Linked DNA regions of Homo sapiens: all the other regions are linked to region 2. A link is a loop called in an ENCODE intact Hi-C map of the cell type or tissue named here. Cell type or tissue: endothelial cell of umbilical vein. All regions are shown on one strand.

Region 1 (2,500 bases), 60 kb after region 2:
CCTGGCCCCAGGGACCTATTTCTGAACTCATTTCCAAATGGAGACACAAGGAGTTAACATATACAGAGCAGGCAAGAGGAGTTCAGAGACTTAACTAGATAGAGAAATCAGGAGTCCAGGATCCCCATCCTACCCTGGGCTGTTTTCCCTCTGGTCTCATAGCTGCTTTCTTTCAGGAGTTGGCCCAAGTCACCATAGCAGACGAGTCCCCTGAGGATCATTTGCATACAGGTGGCAGAGTGTTCTAAAAATAGGATCAACACTCATCTCCACAAAGCAAATGCCTTGAAATTTATTTACAAGGGACAGGGGACAAACATCTGAGGAGCGAGGAAGAGCCTGTCAGAGGCAGCCTGACAATGAATGGCAAGGGAGCCACACAGCTGTAAGGCTGGGAGGCAGGAGGCCTGGGTATGGTTTAATCCTACCACTAACTTGCTTTGTGGGCTTATGAATACTGTGCACCCTGCGCCTTGGATTCTCCTCTTTAAATAGGGATATTAGACTAGATTACTTTTTTAAGGCCCCTTCTAGCTCTAAGGAGTCAGGATAAATAGTAATAATTGTTATAATCAAATAATAATAATTGTTAACACGAATTGAGTACTTACTAAGTGTCAAGCACTGTGACAAGCACTTTTCATGCACTACTTCATCAGTCTTCATAACCAGCTCTTTGGAGTAAGACAAATAAACTGAGAGGCACAGGGAGGTTAAGTACTTGCCCAGGTTAGCAAATGTCAGAGCTGGGAGTTTAACCCCTAAGTTATACTGCCTGCTAGGATGCTAAACTTATCCCTGGTTTTCTAACCTAACAATTTCACTGCCTTCAGCTCTTGCCACCCCTCTCCATTCTTTTCTCCTCAGGTTCTGACCAACCTGGACAACTCCATAGGCCCCAAACATTGTGTTCCTCTAAGTCTCAGTGCTTTGCTCATGCTGCACCCTCTGCCTGGATCAGCCTTTTCCCCTTCCCTGCCAAGGCAGTCGCTAATTACCATTCCAATTCAGCTCAAATGCTTCCTCCTGTATGACTCGCATTTCCTCCCATACCCACAGGCAGAAATAATGACTGGCTGCCATTTGTTTAGACGGGCTGTGCCAGGCACTGTGCTAATTCTTACAACTTTCTGAGCGAGGTCCCATTTTCATACTTATTTTACAGATAAAGTAATGAGATTCAGAGATTAAACACCTTGCCTGAAGCCATACAGCTGGTAAAAGACCCGAGCCAGAAAGTCAAACTTCACAGCCTTCCTAACTTCTCTTCTATCCTCTCTCCAATGAAACTGTGTATATGAATTGCCAACGTGCTTGTCTTTCCACCAGACTATAAAATCTTCTAGTGGTTTTTATGTAAAGTCTATATAAACTCTTTTCATGGTTTTGTCTGTTTGTTCTTGAGTGATCAAATGAACTGCTGGGAGATAATCTGTAGCAGCACAACTGGTGGAAAACTTAGGCTAGAGTCAGGACCAAACCAGGAGGAAGAAAAAAACGGTGCAGGCCCTCACTCTGTCGATCTTTTCCTGCCACTTTAAATCCCTATGGGAACAAGACAAAAATATATTTTAACAATATTCCCTGCACTTTGGCACCCACTTCTGTCCTTATCACATCCTCCAAGAAGCCTCTTAAAATTACCCTCATTCTCATCCTCCCCCCTTAATTTTAGTGTTCCTTCAGCACTTATGTGTCATTTCATTAAACACTGTAAGCACTTAATGAACAGACAGTGTGAAGGGCAGCAGAAAGAGTATGGATTTTGGGGTCAAGCAAATTCTAGCTTTGCCACTTCTTGGCATGTGACCTTGGACCAGTTGCTGTCTTTGACTTTCTGAGCTGCAGATCTGTTAACTGCAAAACAGGTTTCATAATAATATCCTTTTCTTGGTATTGTTGGGAGGATAAAGTAAGATAAGTGTTGTGACAGTGTGTTGGTAAAGTTCTGTATAAACAGTCGTGTTCATTTAATTTACTGTTTGCCCTCAGTAATCTGCTGCTCTTCCCCCTGGTGTCAACACCCAGAATGGGCCTCAGATTCCTGGTGAGCTAGAGCTGTAGGAAAGTGAGAGGAGGGAGGAGCCCAAGAAAGCAGGGCTAGGAACCACCTGAGCAAACTTCCGCTGGAAGGAAATTAAAGGGCTAATTAAGCCTCCGTTGGTGGTAAATTTCCAAGCCAGCCTTTGGGCTCAATCAGTTGACACGGCAACACACCGGTGGGGGAGGCCGGTATCCTGAGAGGACATATTCTCTCCTCACAAAATGGCACCTCGTGGCAGCCTGAACACAGGGTCCAACCTCAGAATTGCCACCAATTTTCTCTATCTTCCCTTTCTCTTCTCTCTTACCTTCCTTATCTCTTCCTCCCCATGTTCTAGCTGAAGAACCTGAGGGGTTCAGCCAGGCACAGAGGAGGCTGGGATGTCCTGGGATGGCTCTAGTACAGCATTTAATTGTTGACTGAGGTTAGGTGTCACTTTTTATATGCAGAAGTAGG
Region 2 (2,500 bases):
TCTGATTTTAAACTTCAACCATCAGGAGCCACACAACCTACTCACACCACTCTGTGTGCGGACTTCCTTGTATCTGCCCTTTCTTTTCCCTCTTCCTGGAAGGTCCTCTCAACTCTCTCCCATCCCTAACACCCAGACATTTATACCTAGAGAATACTTCCTAGTCCTTTAGCCCTGTTTCTAAACTTTCTCCTGCTCTCCAGGTACAGACAGATACCTGTCTTCTTTCCTCCAGCACTTGGTGTTACCATTTATCTCACAACTCTCAAATTTTCTGTTTCATTGGCAGAAGGACAGAAAGTGTTTGCAGGCAAAAGGAGGACATCACACAAAAAAAGAAAGAAAATGCAAATTCAAGCAGTAGGAGCATACCATCACTAAATATATTTTGAATTTAATGGATTTAATATTAATATTCATTTCCATTAATCAAAAGTGATGAACCCCAGTGGTCCCTGACCTGGAATAATTTTTAACATTACAGGGCCAGTTTAGATCATGCACCATGATGCTGGTCTGTGGGAAAATGTGGGAAAAGTAAATCAGCCTAGTCAATCTCCTATAGCATCCAAGTCCCTCTGTCTCCCCAGCTCAAGCAATCCTCCCACATCAGCCTCCCGAGTAGCTGGGACTATAGATGTGTACCACCATCCTTGGCTAATTTTTGTATTTTTTGTAATGTCGGGGTTTCAACATGTTTCTCAGACTGGTCTTGAGTTCCTGAGCTCAAGTGATCCACCCACCTCAGCCTGCCAAGGTGCTGGGATTACAGGCGTGCGCCACTGTGCCCCACCTCATCCACGTCTTAATGTTGCTTTACTGTACTCTTCTCATTGTACATGTGTCTTGTTTGGACATTATGTTCTACAGTGTCACTCCTAAAGTAGGGGGTTTTGCAAGTCTTCAGATGAATTCTTTGGTAATATCAAGGAGCTACTGACAAGAAGTTGTGAGGAGTCATCACAAGTCAGCTTGAGAAGTTGCATGTTATTCATATAGTTGAGAAAGGAGCCCTGGGTTAAACTCACTGCTTAAGAGCCATATGACCTAGGGAAAATTAGGTTATTTCTCTAAGCCTCACCTTCTTCCAAAAAGGGATATTAATTCCCACTTAATAGAGTTGTTGTGAGAATTAAATAAAATGATTGATGTACAGGTGTGTTGTAAAGGAAAAGAAAAACATGTGTGATAGATGTGCACATGAGTGTATACACAGACACTTGTGAACGAAAACGAAGGCCTAGAAGATGCTGGGTTCAAATCCTGACTCTGCCACTTGTGTGATCTTATACCAGTCCTGAATTCTTGAAACTCTCTTAATCTTAATTTTCCTCATTATAAAATACATTTGTTATAAGATTATTGTGAGGATTAAATGTCATTATGTTCAAAGAGCACTTATTACAGAGCCTGGCCCAAAGTACAAGTTCAAGAGCTGTTGGCACAGCATAAAGATCTCGGCTCTTTTTAACCTAATTCACCCGTTGTGGCCGGAATAGGTGATTTCTTGATAAACCTCAAGGTGGAGCTAGAGACACAGAAGTGGGTGTCTTCTTCAACAAGAATGTTTGGTCTTAAGGGGGAAGAAGAAGCAGACTTTCCATCTTGATTTTGCCAGGACACATCCTATCTCCCTTTAAACCACCACCCATGTTCCTCCATTATGAGAGCCTTTGGGGTTTTTTGTTTGTTTGTTTGTTTGTTTGTTTTGGGTTTTGTTGTCAAAAAAAGAGTCAGACAAAGGAGCATTCAATAGATGTTGTTCTGGTTTTGGTTTTGTTTTGTTTTGAGACAGGGTCTCACTTTGTCGCCCATGCTGGAGTGCAGTGGCACGACCTCAGCTCACTGCAGCCTCTACCTCTGGGATTCAAGCCATCCTTCTGCCTAAGCCCCCCAAAGTAGCTAGGACCACAGGCATGTGCTACCACACCCAGCTAATTCTTGTATTTTTTGTAGAGACGGAGTGGGGGAAGTGGGGAGGTTCTGTGGGGGTCGGAGTTTGGGGGAGGTGGGTGGTTTCACCATGTTGGCCAGGCTCAAGCAATCTTCCCGCCTCGGCTTCTCAAAGTGCTAGGATTACAGGCATGAGCCACTGTGCCCAGCCTAGAAGTTCTTTAATATTGTGAATTCACTTCTACTTGGAGAAAATATGTTATCTGGTACATAGAAGATGACTATATAGTTTTGAAAAAACAAACCTTTATTACATTTTATTTTCTTCTCATCCTTCAGCCCACAGACCAAAAGCAGGTTTTGTCTACATTCCACTCATGTGACTGATTTCCTGTCTGTCAGAGCCCAGTCATCTTTCCAAAAGGAATACTTATCATAGCTCCCATATTTCTCATTGGGAAATATGGGAAATAGCTCCCATATTTCTCAATGTAAATAAGACTCCTAGAAGTCTATCTTAGCATCCCAAGATTCCAGGAATATAGATTAGGTTTCAGTGGTTTTCAAATGAGCCCTTTGAAGTTATATATTGATAAGCTCATTAAAA
Region 3 (2,500 bases), 230 kb after region 2:
CTTATAGTTACTATATTGTGATAAATGAAATTTGAATTGTGTTGTTAACTATGGTAACTAAAATTCATGCATTTCAGAACTGTGCAAAGCAAGGGCTGCCTGTATTTATTACTTTGGTTTTTAACATAATTTAATTGTAAGTTTATATAATTTAAATTTTAACTAAACATTTTAATTGATACATAATTTTACATATTTGTGGGTATATATGATATTTAGATACCTCCATACAGTATATACTGATCAGATTAGGGTACTTATGATATCCATCACCTTACAGATTTATCATTTCTTTGAGTCGGGAACATTTCAAATCTTCTCTTCTAACTATTATGGCAATGTTTAACAATTGGCTCACAAAGTTTCGAAAATCTAACAATTGCCTCTCATGAGCCAACTGGAGCTAGTGTCAGCCCTTCACTGCTTTCACCTCATACATCCCTCAATTTTATGAATCCTCCCTTCCTTCAGCCAAAGCACATATGCTCATACATTCAAAACCAAGCAAAAACACTATTTTCACCCAACTCTTTATTCCTATAGTGTCTGGATCATAGGTAGAGCTCAGTGTTTGCAGAATTAAAGTGAATTCACATTCACATGAGAACACACACGAGTCCACATCATTTGTTCATGTGCACAACCGAGATGCAGCACATTCAAATAAAATAAATGTTGGCCACAACGGATGCTCACTATTTGGCTGGTCTATTCTGTACAACAAAATGTTTTTTATTTGGTTTTCTGATTATGAGAGAATACATGTACATTGGAAAGAACAGGAAAGGGTATGAAGTAGTTGTTAACTCTTTTCTGGAGCTGCCAGAGATAGTGATGGGAAACAGTGTTTTAGGTTTAAAAGATAAGAGAAGGCAAGGGAAGATACTTAACTTTAATTGAGTGCCTACCATGCACCTGGCACTTTCTTGCTAGCCCTTACAACTATGTACCATACAAATCAGAAAAACAATGCTCAGAATAAGTGACTTTCTCCAGTCAACCTGAAATTAGTGGAGCTGTAATTCGAATTCAGATCTGCTTACTGCAAAACACAAGCTCTTTCCACTACACTATCTCTGTACTTGTGGGCAGTCTCAAATAGGTTGGTAGGCTAAAGGAGCTCTGACTGAACTGGATACCCTGAGGAAAAGCCCAGAGATTCAAATGCCTACACAACTTTCCTCCTCAGTCCAGTCCATGTTTACATCATTAGAACCCAGGTTTTCACACTGTAGCCCAGGGTCTTTCCGTTGTACCATACATGCCATACTGCCTCATACAGAATTCTTATGAAAAAACATAAACATTCCCCACTGTCAAGTGTATCCTAATGCTTCCTTACTGGCACCAGAAGATGGCAGTGTGGGTCATCATGGACAGAATGTTAATAACAATAATTATGCTTGTGGGAATACCCTCTTCCATTATTCTCCAGTCAAATCTAACTGACAGGAAAGCACTTCACCCACATTAGAAGTGGTCTCAGCAGTTTGCCTCTCCCTGGTGCTTGGTGCATATTCCCACCCTGAGCGTGGGAGAAGGTGTGGCAATGCTCAAGCAGTAAGAAAATCTGTAGTCACACCTGGGTTGGAATCTTAGCTCTGCCACTTACAGTCACTTTGGACAGGCAACTTCACCTCTCTGAACCTGTTTCCTAATCTGGCAACATGTTGAAATAGCATTCATCATCTTCTCCCTCAAGCCTTCTCCTTCTCTGCTGTCGCCCTGCTTGACAGCACTGACTACTAAGTTACCCAACCCAGAAACCCAAGTGTCATCCTTGACCTCTCCCTCTTTTTCACGTGCCAATCCAATCATGAGTTTGATGATTTTACTTCCTGAAATCTGTATTTTCCCTCCTCTACCTAATTCAGGTCACCATCACTTTTGCCTGGATGACTGCAATAAACACTTATAAGTGGCTTCCCTGCCTCCAAGTCTGTGTCCTCTAATCTATTTCCTACATAGCAGTTAGTGATCTTTTCTAAAATCAAATCTGTTAACACCATTGTGATCTTTTCTGAAATCAAATCTGTTAACACCATTGTGATCTCTTCTAAAATCAAATCTGTTAACATCATTGACCAGATTAAAAGCTCTAACAGCTTCTCACTGCTGATAGAATCCAAAGTCCTTGACAAGAATTAGAAGACCTTTCTTGATTTGGCCTCTGTCTTGGCTGTCATTGCTTCCCAACTTTGTACTCTCTGCTTCAGCCAAAATTGTCCTCTCAGTTCTTCAGGCATACCATACTATGTGTTCTCCTGCTTCTAGGTTGTTGCACATTCTATTTATGCTGCCCAAAAAACTCTTTTCCTATCTACTGTCTTCCCTCCCTCTACCCAATTCACCTAGCAAAGTCCTGGACATTTTTCAGGTCTCAACTTAGGTGACACTTCCTCTAAGAAGTTTTTCCTGATCCCTAAGTTCAGGTTAGATACCCCTGATTTGTGTTCCTAGAACACACTGCACTTACCCCTTAAGATTGTAATTGCCTATT

What was found. Peaks named below come from ENCODE experiments on the same cell type or tissue, not always from the same donor. Only the 100,000 strongest peaks of a DNase experiment are listed, where the experiment ranks them.
Region 1: a loop joins it to region 2, with 3.0 times the contacts of the local background. A loop is called at or near these places in 2 of 110 quality-filtered maps.
Region 3: a loop joins it to region 2, with 3.0 times the contacts of the local background. A loop is called at or near these places in 3 of 110 quality-filtered maps.

Annotation. Positions count from the first base shown.
Region 1 is chr1:51,955,693-51,958,192 of GRCh38, forward strand. The region is part of intron 2 of RAB3B (RAB3B, member RAS oncogene family); the gene reads right to left. Among named protein-coding and RNA genes, the nearest start is that of RAB3B, 34 kb to the right of the region's middle. In endothelial cell of umbilical vein, no CTCF peak of the experiment used is centred here; a DNase peak (open chromatin) is centred at 999.
Region 2 is chr1:51,895,516-51,898,015 of GRCh38, forward strand. No RefSeq gene overlaps it. Among named protein-coding and RNA genes, the nearest start is that of NRDC, 18 kb to the left of the region's middle. RefSeq lists an enhancer at 1,812-2,500. In endothelial cell of umbilical vein, a CTCF peak has its summit at 1,506 (motif pointing right); DNase peaks (open chromatin) are centred at 1,556 and 2,286; H3K27ac peaks cover 1,167 bases.
Region 3 is chr1:52,126,267-52,128,766 of GRCh38, forward strand. No RefSeq gene overlaps it. Among named protein-coding and RNA genes, the nearest start is that of ZFYVE9, 15 kb to the right of the region's middle. In endothelial cell of umbilical vein, a CTCF peak has its summit at 1,336 (motif pointing right); a DNase peak (open chromatin) is centred at 1,365.